Linked DNA regions of Homo sapiens: all the other regions are linked to region 2. A link is a contact called in ENCODE Hi-C or POLR2A ChIA-PET data. All regions are on one chromosome and are shown on one strand. The core of a region is the stretch at or near the end of the contact, and the rest is flanking DNA. Distances in the headings are between cores, read along the strand shown.

Evidence for each region. A loop is a pair of places that touch in the nucleus more often than their neighbours do. ChIA-PET counts read pairs that join two places held with the same protein, here RNA polymerase II (POLR2A). Pooled maps may share reads with other maps.
Region 1: a loop to region 2 is called in a map of MCF 10A, with 8 times the contacts of the local background. The contact joins the promoter of LINC01162 here to the enhancer-like site in region 2. A Hi-C loop is called at or near these places in 1 of 168 maps with a recorded cell type or tissue (MCF 10A) and 4 of 50 pooled maps. POLR2A ChIA-PET finds 5 or more read pairs at or near these places in 1 of 52 experiments (activated T-cell).
Region 3: a map of endothelial cell of umbilical vein shows a loop between it and region 2 (5-fold over the local background). The contact joins two enhancer-like sites. A Hi-C loop is called at or near these places in 6 of 168 maps with a recorded cell type or tissue (Calu3, MCF 10A, PC-3 and 3 more), 1 of 37 single-sample maps with no recorded cell type and 8 of 50 pooled maps. POLR2A ChIA-PET finds 5 or more read pairs at or near these places in 3 of 52 experiments (PC-9, WTC11 and activated CD4-positive, alpha-beta T cell).

The regions. Positions count from the first base shown.
Region 1 is chr7:20,832,384-20,837,029 of GRCh38, forward strand. LINC01162 (long intergenic non-protein coding RNA 1162) reads left to right here and starts at 3,048. Exons shown (of 6, transcript NR_126381.1): 1 at 3,048-3,121. RefSeq lists an enhancer at 2,482-2,982.
Region 2 is chr7:20,595,952-20,600,578 of GRCh38, forward strand. No RefSeq gene overlaps it. Among named protein-coding and RNA genes, the nearest start is that of ABCB5, 17 kb to the right of the region's middle. Within about 2 kb of position 2,725, at least 2 of the 41 ENCODE cell types and tissues checked have a DNase peak (open chromatin) inside an H3K27ac peak, as active enhancers do.
Region 3 is chr7:20,400,252-20,405,004 of GRCh38, forward strand. It overlaps ITGB8 (integrin subunit beta 8), which reads left to right. Exons shown (of 14, transcript NM_002214.3): 10 at 1,470-1,875; 11 at 4,377-4,602. Among named protein-coding and RNA genes, the nearest start is that of ITGB8-AS1, 71 kb to the left of the region's middle. Within about 2 kb of position 3,325, at least 3 of the 41 ENCODE cell types and tissues checked have a DNase peak (open chromatin) inside an H3K27ac peak, as active enhancers do.

The DNA.
Region 1 (4,646 bases), core at 1,798-4,297, 240 kb after region 2:
CATTTGTTTCTAATGAGACCTTAAGTATATGGGATATGAATTAGGGTAAAAGCATTAGTCCATGAGATATGGTATATGGTAAAAAATGTTTAGAAGAAGACATGGGAGAAAATCTTCAGAACCTCGGGCTAGGTGAAGAATTCTTAGACATGACACCAATATTATAATTATATAAAAGAAAACAAATAAATTGGCTTCTTCGATACTAAAAACTTTTGCTCAATGAAAGATGGTAGTAAGAAGATGAAAATACAAGCTACAAATTTAAGGAAAACATTTGTCAACCACTTCCAAACCATATATGTGATAAAGAACTCTCAAAACTCAGTAGCAGGCCCGGCACAGTGGCTCACGCCTGTAATCCCAGCACTTTGGGAAGCTGAGGCGGGTGGATCACGAGGTCAGGAGATCGACACCTTCCTGGCTAACATGGTGAAACCCCGTTTCTACTAAAAATACAACAAATTAGCCGGCGTGGTGGCGGGCGCCTGTAGTCCCAGCCAGCTACTGGGGAGGCTGAGGCAGGAGAATGGCGTGAACCCGGGAGGCAGAGGTTGCAGTGAACCGAGATAGTGCCACTGCACTCCAGCCTGGGCGACAGAGCGAGACTGCATCTCAAAAAAAAAAACAAAAAACAACAAAAAAAAAAACTCAGTAGTAAAACAATCCAGTTGAAATCAAAATGACTAAAATGTTTTAAAAAAGAAGTGATAACACCAAATGCTGGCAAGGATGCAGAGAAATTGGATCCCTTATACATTACTGGTGGGAATGCAAAATGGTACAACCACTTGAAAATAGTTTGGCCATTTCTTAAAAATCTAATCACATTTTACCATACAACCCAGCAACGATACTCCTGAGCATTCAACCCAAAGAAAAGAAAACTTATGGACACCAAAATGTATTTGCAAATGTTTATAGCAGCTTTATTTGTAATAGCCAAAGATTAGAAACAACCCAGATGCCCTTCCATGGGTGAATGAATGATCAAACTGTGTTGCATCCATACTATAGAATACTACTCAGCAACAAAAAGGAATCAACTATTATTACACATGTAACAAGTTGGATGGATCTCAAGGCAATTATGCTGAGTGAAAAAGAGGTTATAAACAGAAGGTAACATACTGTATTATTCTATTTCTATAACATTCTCCAAATGACAAAATTATAGAGATGGAGAACGGAGTAGTTGTTGCCAGAGGATAGAGATGGTCTCTGGGAGGGAGATGGATGCGTATAACTATAAAATAGAACTATTAGGGATCTTTGTGGTAATGAAACAGATCTGTACCCTTATCACATCTACATGTAATAAAATTGTCTGAATCACACACATATGTACATACACACAAGTACCTGTCAACATTGGTGAAATCTGAATAAGACTGTACTTGTACCAACGTCATTTTCTTGGTCTTGATATTGTATTAGTTATGTAAGATGTTATCTTTGAAGGTGAAAATGGGTGAAATACACATGGGACTTCTTTGTATTATTTTGGCAACTTCTTGTGATTCTGTATCTATTTGAAAATAAAATTGGCCCCTAACTGGGACCATTAACTTGGGAAATATGTCATTTTATTCTTTAGCATGAGAGAAGGGGGAAGAGGAGGGTACTGCCACAAGTACTTTGCTGTTAGCTATATGTCATTGCTAAGCTCTATCATTAATTGTTAAATTGACAAACGGACTAAAGTCAAGATCCCAATATTCCAATGGAAATATTTTATTTTCAATTGTTGTTTAATGTAAAAACATAAACTTGCCTTAAAAATGGGTTTTCCATATACTGTTTTCCTGTGGAAGTATTTCCAGGAAAGAATATCAAACCTATAGAACGTTTTCTCATTGTACAAATGTAAAAATACAAAATACTATTAATTTGCTCCTTAAGAATGCTCAAACTTGTGCAGAGACTTTACACATCTTCAGGGAACCTTGGTTACCCTTACAGAGACTTTCTAAAGATATATCATCATTCACTGATGACCAAAAACTGTAGTAACTCCAAACACACTCTTCACAAAAAGAACACAAGAAGGAACACTGATGGAGGCAGTGTGTCATTTCAGAAGGCTGTGGCTGCTGTGAACTTTGTCTAACCAGGGTGATGAGCTTTTCTCTTTGGTTACAGACAGAGAACTTGGCTTTCAAGTCAGGGCACTCACTAGGGTTTGGACAACAAGGGAGAAGGTGGACAACATCAAACATCTCATTAATTCAAGTAAACATGGAGACAACCTGATTTTATTCAATCTCAAAATTATATACTTCTTGAAAGGCTGACATAATATTTCCCAATAGCTCTGTGTCAAAAAATAGATTTAAAATACATGATAGTGTTCCAGACATTTGTATATGTTGCTGTCATTATGTTAACAGTTCCTTGACAATTTTTATAAAGACCTCAAAAATTTTTCTAAAAATTGTTCCCAAAGCTTGGAGTGCATGCTTTGCCTGTACTACCACCTTCAGGAAGACTTATGTAGTGCCTGGCACTAATGTACTTTCAAAAGGACACTAAATATTACCCTTGCAATCTCTTCTTTTTCTTCTAGAGACATGTAAATTCCTCTTTTTTATATACCCATGTTTTGACTCATTCAAGTTATAAACATATTTTTTGAATAAATAAATGAAATTCATGACTCAATAAGGACTTGCTATCTTCTAATTTTATAGATTAAAGACATTTTATGGCATAATAGTGTTGTGGGACTTTTTGCTTAGTTCAGCTAAAGACAGGGTTCCTTATCACATGGCCACGAAAAATTAGGCTCACAGACAATTTGAAGCGAGAGGAGGGCAGGGTTTATTGGGTGAAATGGAAGAAAAGGGGAAACAGAGACTCTTAGCAAAGCGAGAGAGTGTGCTTCCTGCCACTGGGCTTCCCGCCTCACAGATTGAATCCCAGGTTCCACCCAGGAAGAGGAGGGGCCAAGCTCCTCCCGCTGCAAACGCGCGAACTTCTGTGGCTCGATCCCAGTGCGCACTCCTCCCAGTGCACTGGCCGGTTGGAGTTTTGCCAGGGAGGCCTTCCCACCTGCCTGTCTCAATGGAAAGAATATGTGGATTTGGATTCAGGGACACCTTTATCACCTATGTGACTTTAGGTAAGTTACAAACACAGTGAGCCTCAGTTTTTGTACTAGTAAAACCTATTATGGCACAGGTTTGCAGGACGACGAATGAGGTCTTGACCGCTGAGGTGATTTATAATGTACTTGTATTAGGACTGGAGTTAGTGTGCTAACTCAGAGGCCACAGTTAGTGGTACTGACAGAGATTGCATTTAGGTCTTCCCAAGGGTGGTTCCGTTCTTTAACCTTAGATGTTTTATTTTATTTACTTATTTATTTATTTATTTATTAATTTTTGAGACGGAGTCTTGCTCCGTCACCCAGGCTGGAGCGCGATATCGGCTCACTGCAAGCTCCGCCTCCCGGGTTCACGCCATTCTCCTGCCTCAGCCTCCCCAGCAGCTGGGACTACAGGCGCCCGCCACCGCGCCCGGCTAATTTTTTGTATTTTTAGTAGAGACAGGGTTTCACCGTGTTAGCCAGGATGGTCTCGATCTCCTGACCTCGTGATCCGCCCGCCTCGGCCTCCCAAAATGCTGGGATTACAGGCGTGAGCCACCGCGCCCGGCCAATGTTTTCCATATTTAGTGTTGTCACTCATCTTTTAGCATGGGCAACTAAAGCAGGTCTGAGGACAGTGCGTATAGTTTTCTGCAACATGACACAAAGAGTACCAGGGCGAGATTATGTCTGTCACAGATGAAAATATTCCATTTGTGTGTCATAGTAATCTATTCATTGGTTTATGGACCCAAAATTCTCCAGGGGGACTCACAAATCCCCATAATGTTTCTATGTGCCAGATTTTTCATTTGGAGCTCTGCTTTAGTTGACAGATGTGTAAAAATCACATGTAGCCAAATGACTCTTCAGTCAGCACTAAGCTGATAATGCTGAAGACTGGTTATTCCTGCTAAGATTCACTGGACCCTCTGCCCAGACTGTGTTTTTCAAATCTCATATTAGAGCTTAATGTTATTTTATTTTAATGCCAATGCTGTGCTCCCCAATGCCATATCTTTAAACTATTGTGCCCCATTCTAATACAAACACTAACTTACATGGGGAGCTCTCTTTTGAGGAAGTCGAAGTAGATCAGTAACTAAATTCAGTTCCTTAAAGGTGTAAAACTCTGAGAGAGTCACACACAAGTCAGATTGGGAGAAAGTTTCTTAGAATAATAAATTTTAAAATCTTACATGGGGAGCTCTCTTTTGAGGAAGTCGAAGTAGATCAGTAACTAAATTCAGTTCCTTAAAGGTGTAAAACTCTGAGAGAGTCACACACAAGTCAGATTGGGAGAAAGTTTCTTAGAATAATAAATTTTAAAATCTTAAAGGTTAAGAATTAGTTGGATGTTAAATATTGAGTCTCAACTGTATCATGTCACTGGTATACGGAGGTAAGTTGACTTGCCCAAAATCTGCTGAGAGTAACTGGTAGAGCTAGAATTTGCATCCACATGTCTTCTGGTTACCCCAGTTTGAGTGCTCTTTTGGCACTCTTACTATCCTTTACATAAAAATATTGTGTATTGGTAGGACAGTTTTAGTAAGCA
Region 2 (4,627 bases), core at 1,475-3,974:
GGCTATTTCTCCAGTTACCTACAAGTGACCCAAAATTTCATACCTTATAACAATAGTTATCATGCTCCTAAACCTGCAATTTAGCAGGACCTGGTGGGAATAATTCATCTATGCCCTGTCTGGCATCATCTGGGATAGCTCAAAGGCTGGGACTGAATCAACTGAAGGCTCATTTACATGTAAGTTGACATTGGCAGCAGGCTGAGACCCAAGCTGGGTCTGTGGGCTGATAATCCTACACAGTCCTGGATGGCTCATGTGGCTGGGCTTTCTCACAGCATGTCGGCTGGGTTGCAAACATGAGCATCCCGAGAGATATAAACCATGTGGAAGCCATAACACATTTTAAAATTTATTTTATTTTTATTGATACATAAGATTTGTACATATTTATAGGGTGCATGCAATATTTTGTTACACAAATAAAATGTGTAATGATTAAGTCAGGGTATTTAGGATATCCATCCCACAAGCATTTATCATTTCTATGCACTGAGAACATTTGAGGTCCTCATTTCTAACTATTTTGAAATGTACAATACATTCATAACACATTTTTGACTTAGCCTTGTAAGTTAGGCAGTATCACTTCCACCATATTCAATTTGTTGAAACAGCTGCAAAATGCACCCAATTTCAAGGATAAGAGAAAAGCCTTCAATCCCGAGAGGGCATAGCAGTGTTTTGGAAAAGCATGTAGACCTGGAAATATGGCTGTGATCATTTTTCAAATATACAATATAGTATAACTCTAAACATAAAAGAACAATATAAAAAGCAAATAGAGCCACTTTCCATAGCTACTGTGTCTTTCTCGATATAATCACACTATTAGCTGCATGAGATCATTGATTGACTCATTGCTTACTAAGAGGGGGTTACTAGCTAAAAGCCAAGAAAAGAATTTAAGTCATATGCCAGGCATCAGCATGAGTTATCCATACAGTAGGCTAAGCACAGGAAATACTGTCATCACTGCACAAAATGCTTGTTGTGTTTTCTTGGCCACATGGCAAATAACCATTCATAAACTTTCTGTAACAAAGACTAATCTAGAAATTGTGTCAGAAGGCCTTGAATGTATTCTTGCAATTGAAAGACCATTTCAAGCTATTTGTCCCAGCCACCACAGGGACCTCTTTTACTAAAGGCAGTGTTAATAAATCTTGACGAAAACTTTCTAATGATTTTGCAGAGCCGTTTCAGTAAAGGTCCTTATTATTTGTGGAAATATCTTCAAAATGACTTGAATCTTTTACTTCATTTCCACGTCCAACAATCATAGCTCCATGCCATTTAATTGTAACAGATTGTAAAATGCTACATCTTACAAGGCCCAAAATGCAAACGGCTCCATACTGCAGGTCATGTCAATGAACTGTAAAGTTGCTACACCCTGGCAACTTGGAGGGACACTAAAATGATTAGAACCATCTCTTCTACAGTCATTAATTCTAAATCCTCAGCTTCTTAGTCACCGCCTCTCCCCTCTGTGGGCTCATCAGAGACCCAACAGAGAAGCAATTGATTCTTCTCTGTCTCCCACAGTGATGAGAATAGACATGATGGAGAGCATATGAGGACATAAGCCCTTTTACCACAGAATTTACATTCTAGAAGGAGTGACAGATGTTACGCAATTACATAAGTATGAAATATAAATGAAAAGGGATAAATGCTGTGATGCAGAAGCTCCTGGTTCTATGAGAGTGTATTGTAAAGAAACTGATGCACACAGAGAGACAAGTAAGGGGAGAAAAGGGGGAGGAAGAGGGGATGGAGACAGAGAACAACTCAGGCGAGAGCCTGAAGCAGGAGGCGCGTGATGAGTTCAGGGAACTGAAAGAAGAAAATGGCATAGCACCAGGATGCTTGGACCTGTGGCCCTAGATGACCTGGGGGGCCCTTGTCCTGAGAACAATGAAGGGCCATTCACAAGGTTTAAGTCTCCAGATATTTTAATTCCTTCCATTCAGGAGCATGTCTTCCTCAACGAGAGATAGCCATGTCAGGGTAGCCCAGTCATTTTTTTGTGTTCACCTTACTGGTCTTCTGCTATAGTTTGTTACCTGGACACTGTAGCGGCTGTCCACTTTCTGTAGTGTATGTGTTCTCCCTAATACGACTCTTCCTTTCTCCTGGATCTATACACCGCTGACACTTCATCTTCCTAAAGTGCAATTTGCATCACATCACTCTCCTCAGAAACTTTCAGAGGCAAATTCAGGATGGAAGGTAAATTCAAGCACTCCTCTGTTTTTTCTGTTCCTATACCATCTGTCACCCTCACCAGCAGCTCTACTCTTCCCAGAATGAATCTTCTACTTCACCCAAATTGAGTATTTTTTCCCACCATCACACAAATGCTCATGGCATGCCTCCTTCTTGAAATGATCTTGCTTTCTTCCTACCCTAGTCTTAATCATCCATTAGAACAGCACCTGAGTCCCACATCTCTAGAAGCTTCCACAGCCAGTGCAGTTTACATTTATTTCTCTCTCTGGATCTGAGAGCTCTTGTTACCTCTGTTCTTCATATTTGTAAGTGGTCATAAATGAATGCACACTCTTGTGATATTCTGTAACTGTTTAGATAGGTTTATCGTGCTTCTATCAAGGACACAAGTTTTTTCTTATCAGAAGCCACATGTTCTATATTACTCATAGCTCTTAGTTGAAGGGTAAACTTCAGGGAAGAGGACAGCAGTCATTCAAGGATCTACACATAAACACTGTAGAATGAGCCATTCTATTTCATGAGCAACAATGACATCTAGTGGCTGACAGGTTGCATAGCTTCTTCTGACTTTAATAATCGGACAAGGCATTCAGAAAGAGAATATTACAGAATAATTAATGAACCCAAGTTATTCCCACCAACTACACTGCTTATGAAGGTATTTCAAATATGGATTTATGTGTTCTGGCTGCCCAAATGCTTCCCCCATCCTCCTGTGGTCCAACGACCCACAAACTACTGGTAAGAGGTCCCTGCCTGTGCTCCTTGCAAACCGCAACTTCCCTTTCCCGTAGGAAGATCACCAGAAATTTTCATGGAGATTATGCGATTTTCAACTTTCTGCTTCCTGTGAAGATAGAGGTTTATGTGGATAAATATTTATTTTGGAAAGAAAGTATGTAATTGAGTAGGAAACTTGAGATGATAAATATGATAACCAGAGTAGAAACGCACTTGAAAGCCAAATGAGAGAAAGTCAGTGTGGCGTAGAGGAAGTCTGTGGGCTTTGGCTTCTGAGGGACTTGGGATCGGATGCCAGGTCTTCCCATAAAGTCACGTGATCGTTATGACAGACTGACGTCTCTGGGGCGCCATCTTCGCATCCCAAACATTGAAGGCGACATATATACAGCCTACCGGGCAGCTTTGGGGAGGATTCGATACAATCCTATATAGTAAGATTTCGGCCTGGAGTAGGTAGCCCATAAATAATAGCTATTCCTATGGTTTTACATTTTACTGGAAATAATTGTCCTCCTCTTTCCAATTTGATATTTTTTAAAACCAAAAACCTGTTTTTTTATCTGAAATTGTCAATAACTCATTCTGATCTTCATTTAAATTACCTCGTTGCTTCTGATTTCAGATGTTTATGCTGGAAAATAATGAGGTTGAGGAAAATATCTCAAATCTCTGAAAATGACCCAGGAATTCTAATCTGCCATAGACCTCAAAATCTGAATAATAATGAAGGGTGTAGAAGAACTGGAGCAGACTATAATTATTGTTATATATAGCAGTTGAAAAAGTAACCCTTTTAACTCAAGGAACCTGGCTTTGTGGAGGGAGAAAACAGGCCTAGGAATAAATATGTAAACAAATTATCGCAAGAAAATATTGTGAAGTCCTGATTTGTGTGGCCTCCCTGTGGGCAGCACGGGAATCCACAATCACCCTTATAAAATGTTTCCTTAGAAAACATCATCTTGGCCTTCTAAGCTTTACCTGAACCTAAGGTAAAGGAAGAGCTTGTTTCAAAAGTTTACTTTTTTGCTTATTATTTGGAATGTAGCAAACATTTTTCTTATATTAAGTATTATTATATACAATGGTTTATTTCACAGCCAATCCCACAGATTAATGCCAAAGACAGGCTTCAATTACATAACTCCACAAATAGGACTGGTATAGGTAGCAAAAATGGACAGTGATGTTACTTTGGGAATACAGAATAATAGAATTCCTGGGCTGGAAGAAATTTGAGATCTCCATTCTAAATTCTAAGTGAGTAGATAAAAAACACACCTTCTCCCAGTTTCAGCTCTGATGTGGGAGCAAATAATCCTCTCCCCACTTAAGACAAATTCAACCTTCTTCCTCTCCTTCTCAGTATTGTAACAGAAACCACAGGAGGGTGGGGGAAAGATGGACAGGAAACCTGCCTCTAATTCTCACTCTTCCATTGTCGGTGGGCAGGGGGCCATTAGGAGCGTTAGTCATCCCAAAATCTCAAGGGCGAAAACAACCCGGATCTATTTCATGCTCACGTTAATGACCATTGAAGTTTGGCTGCATCTCTATTCTAATAATTCTTCCTTCTGGGATTCAGGCTGAAGAAGTAGCTACTAATAAGGACATGCTATTCTGATGGCAGAGGGAAAAAAATTAA
Region 3 (4,753 bases), core at 2,075-4,574, 200 kb before region 2:
ATTTTCAATTGAGTAGTATAAATAGTTTAACTCTCAGGAATAGTCATATGACCTCTTAATTATAGAAACCCCAGAGTATGATCTACTGTTAGAGATGGCAGTGGCCACATTAACTTATGTATCTGTTAAGCTTCAGCATTCTCAAAGACAAAAGCATTTTAAGCATAACACCAACTGTATTGATTTTAATATTATGGAACAAATTCTAATGTTTCATGTATATATAAGCCAAATTTAGATACTTTATATTATTATATCGTAGATATATATTCCAACCAAAAAGCTCAGCGCAAATTAATTTTAAATTGTAATGGATCTCAATCCAACGTGAAAGAAATATACCTTCTTATTTACCAAAGTACCTAAAGATGGTAAGGTGAGCCAACAAATATAAATAGACATATTAAATCAATTGTGTTGTGCAAAAAGAAGAAATAGAGAAAAAGAAAACATTTGACCAATTCCTGCCAGCACAGCTCCTTAGTTCTGGGCTATCTTCTTCCATGGAGACAAATAGATAACCTGTGTTGAGGTCTTAAGATTTGCAAATGAGAGTCCTAAACATTTTTCTTTCGAGTAACATCAGAGAAGGCCACAGGTTTTCCTCCACTGAAACCCTGTATAAACTAAAATTTAACTCCGAAACTTTACTTGGGCTCCTAGAAAATAGGAACAAAATTAAAACTGTTCATTTGAACATCTTATCTCAGGGTTTTGATTTTTATTTATTTATTTATTTTTGAGATAGAGTCTCGCTGTGTCACTCAAGCTGTAGTGCAGTGGTGCAATCTCGGCTCACTGCAACCTCTGTCTTCCGGGTTCAAGCAATTCTCCTGCCTCAGCCTCCCTCCCAAGTAGCTGAGACTACAGGTGCGCGCCACCATGCTCAGCTAATTTTTGAATTTTTAGTAGAGATAGGGTTTCACCATGTTGGCTAGGCTGATCTCGAACTCCTGACCTCAAGTGATCCAACCGCCTAAGCCTCCCAAAGTGCTGGGATTACAGGTGTGAGCCACCACGCCAGGCCTCATCTCAGGGTTTTAAACCAGTAGAGCAGAAGCCCTTTACTTTGGTTTATGTGATCTATCTCTAGTGTCAAATATTCAATACCCCACATTTTAATGGCTGAGTTTAGAAAATGGCCTATTCTTTCTCATGTTTGCTAAGAAATTAATCATCAGTGATGGGGTAGATGCTTCAGATAGGCTTGCACTCAAGTCTATTTAATGGTGCAATATAGGGATTAGTAGTTATTATATTCTTTAACCCTCAAGTTCATTCATTGGAAAATAAATGACTTTAAAAAGAGATGTTGCATATATATGAAAGAGATTACATGTGTTTCTTTTACAAATATCGTTAATTTCTCTAAGATGGTTTCTTATCAATTCAGTTATTAACAGATATAATATTGGTAATAAAAATAATTAAGGTATATAAATATATTTCCTTTTTCCTCCTAAATTTAGGTTCTTTTCAATGTAACAGTTACAATGAAAAAATGTGATGTCACAGGAGGAAAAAACTATGCAATAATCAAACCTATTGGTTTTAATGAAACCGCTAAAATTCATATACACAGAAACTGCAGCTGTCAGTGTGAGGACAACAGAGGACCTAAAGGAAAGTGTGTAGATGAAACTTTTCTAGATTCCAAGTGTTTCCAGTGTGATGAGAATAAATGTCATTTTGATGAAGATCAGTTTTCTTCTGAGAGTTGCAAGTCACACAAGGATCAGCCTGTTTGCAGTGGTCGAGGAGTTTGTGTTTGTGGGAAATGTTCATGTCACAAAATTAAGCTTGGAAAAGTGTATGGAAAATACTGTGAAAAGGATGACTTTTCTTGTCCATATCACCATGGAAATCTGTGTGCTGGTGAGTATAAATATATACAGGCAGCTTTTACTTGTCACTATTACACCAGCATAGATGTTAAAGTGTCTTTAAATCACATGTTTATAAATTAGCAAAACTGAATCTGAATTTGTTATTCAAAGTTTCAAAGTCCATGAAATTAGGGCATGGCAACAGATTTATAGTACGTGATTTTGATATTTATATCTTAACCTATTTTATACAGGAAATGCTTCAAAATAAAAACCTAAAATTAATTGTTATTCTCATGCTTTCCTTGATCTTGGAAAGAAATATACCAGAAAAGGAAATGCTGATGATATCTGACACATTTTCCAGAAGAATCAGAGTATTCTTCTAGAAGGATCTGATTCATTCTGGTAAATGGTCACTCCCTCCAACTTGCTCAGAGGATTTTATTTCTGTCAGGATGATGGGGAGTGAGCTATAAGAGTATACTTTTCATTCATATGAAAATCCTTAATGCATTATTATAAATGGTATTCTAAGCTGGCAGTAATTTAAGCCTCTCCAGTTTATTTTGGGCCACCACCAGCAACAAAACTGCCAAAGGACAGCATTCTTCAAGAAAATACTGCCTTACTAAGTAATCTAAAAGATTCGTCCTTGAGGCCACACACAGACCAAATTTTAAACATGAAATAAATTAAAATAAAAATACGAAGATCACTCTTGGGCCATTCAATTTACTGCCACCTACAGGTTAGATTCCAGAAAATCTAATCAACATTAGCAAACTAAAACAAAATACTGTTTTTAAATGAATTAAATAAACTACCTGTCATCTGAGTTCTGTGATAATTTTCCTGTGACAATGTGCTAAATTTACTCATTGAGAAAAACATCTTTTTAGTATTTGCATTTTAGTAAATAAATATTTGTTAAATTATTGACGAATGGAAACGTCATCATAAGCATATGGGACGTAACAAACCTATAAAAAATAAATGCTATAATGTAGTCTCAGCTGAAAATTTGGCCTGTATCACCTAAATGTGCAATGGAAAATTGTCTTTTTATTCTGTAACATACATAGAATATCTTAATATACAAACATTTATTCAACTGTAACTGACATCATGGGTAGGATGGATTATAGATGACTTTAGAATGAAGCAGCAGTTGTCTACTGTATTTTATAGGGAGGAAAAATATTATTTTACAGTGAAGAGAAAGAATTTTCTGAAGTCACGTCCCACAGCTGTCAATCTCTCAAGAGGGTTTCAAATACATTTGAGTATTTGTCCCAGTCTCTGTTTGCAGTGAAATATCGAATGTACTAGCTTTTCTATATGAGTATGATACTACTGACCCACAAGCAGTTGAGAATCTGCTTTGAATTGTTTCTGTGTAAGTGCAGACTGTAACTGACATGTACTTTCTCCACTAGTCTCCTTTGGGAATAAAAACACATGTTCACAGGCCTGCTGGCGGGGAGTCAGCATAAGCCTGCACAGCACAGAGGGCTTGGCCGACATTTGTCTGGCCTGGACCTCATTAGTTTTACACTTAGCAAATTGAGCTGGTCCTACAGTAGAATCTGTGGAACAATTACCCTGTGAGGTGCTCAGCAATAAAAGAAGAGAGAGAGGGAGCTAAGAAAGGAAAGGAAGGGAGAGAGATAGAAGGAAGGAAGGGAGGGAAGGAAGGAGGAAGGAAGGGAGAGGGAGAAAAGAGGAAGGTTGGTTTGTGGCTAGATAAGCTTCAGAATTCCTATATCATCATGTGAAATGTACCCCCTTTTGACGATTTCTAGTGCACATTGGCATATTAAGTTTTGGACACTTTTACTGTCTAAAATCCATTTAACTATGTGTAACTATGTTTTCTTCACCCCACATGCATAATGTTCCCCCACCACACACACCATCTTTCTTTCTTTTTTTCATTTACCATCTAAGAACTGCTCACAGTATAGAGGAGGATCTGCTCTGCTAACTTACTAAATAGTGCACTGAGGATGTGAATGCAATTGTTCAACTTCTCAAGAGACCTGATCTTTAAACATGGCACTAGCAGTACTGAAGCACTAGAAAAGTTTGCCTCACAGTCCTGCAAAGTTATCCTAGGCCTTCAGCAACATCAGAAGACTGAGAGAATAGGTGATGGAAGCCATATCAAATACCTGTATCTTTTCTAATTTCAAGTCAGGCAGTTAACATTACTTTGGCCTTTGCAGTTTCTTGATATGTGTGTTTTTAATGTAAAACGGAATATGCAATGACATTCAAGTAGTCTGGCAGCCACTGAAGCAGGGGTGCCCTTCGTGCTTGTTAGCGGAGTGCATTAGCATGGGGAGATTATCTACAGTAGAACAGCTTTGAAAACAGACCCTCCTAAATCCAGCACTGTTTGTGTCAGACCAATGAAAAAGTGATGCTGTTCCCATTCATTGGACTGTCAGTGCGTTTCCATGGAGATGATACAGGAATCCATGGTTGAAAACTCTTTACAAAGTCAGTGATCCAGATAACATAGGTCCTGCGGTGTCTTCCTCACAGGGCATGGAGAGTGTGAAGCAGGCAGATGCCAATGCTTCAGTGGCTGGGAAGGTGATCGATGCCAGTGCCCTTCAGCAGCAGCCCAGCACTGTGTCAATTCAAAGGGCCAAGTGTGCAGTGGAAGAGGCACGTGTGTGTGTGGAAGGTGTGAGTGCACCGATCCCAGGAGCATCGGCCGCTTCTGTGAACACTGCCCCACCTGTTATACAGCCTGCAAGGAAAACTGGTATGATTTCTTTGACTCCAAACATACACAAAGAATAGCTACTTTTGTCCTTTTTCGTTCTGACTTCCTTAATCTTAAACGTTGCCAGATACATTGTGACCACCATGCTAAAAAAGAATTAAATGAGAAATGCTATGAATTAGAAGACTTG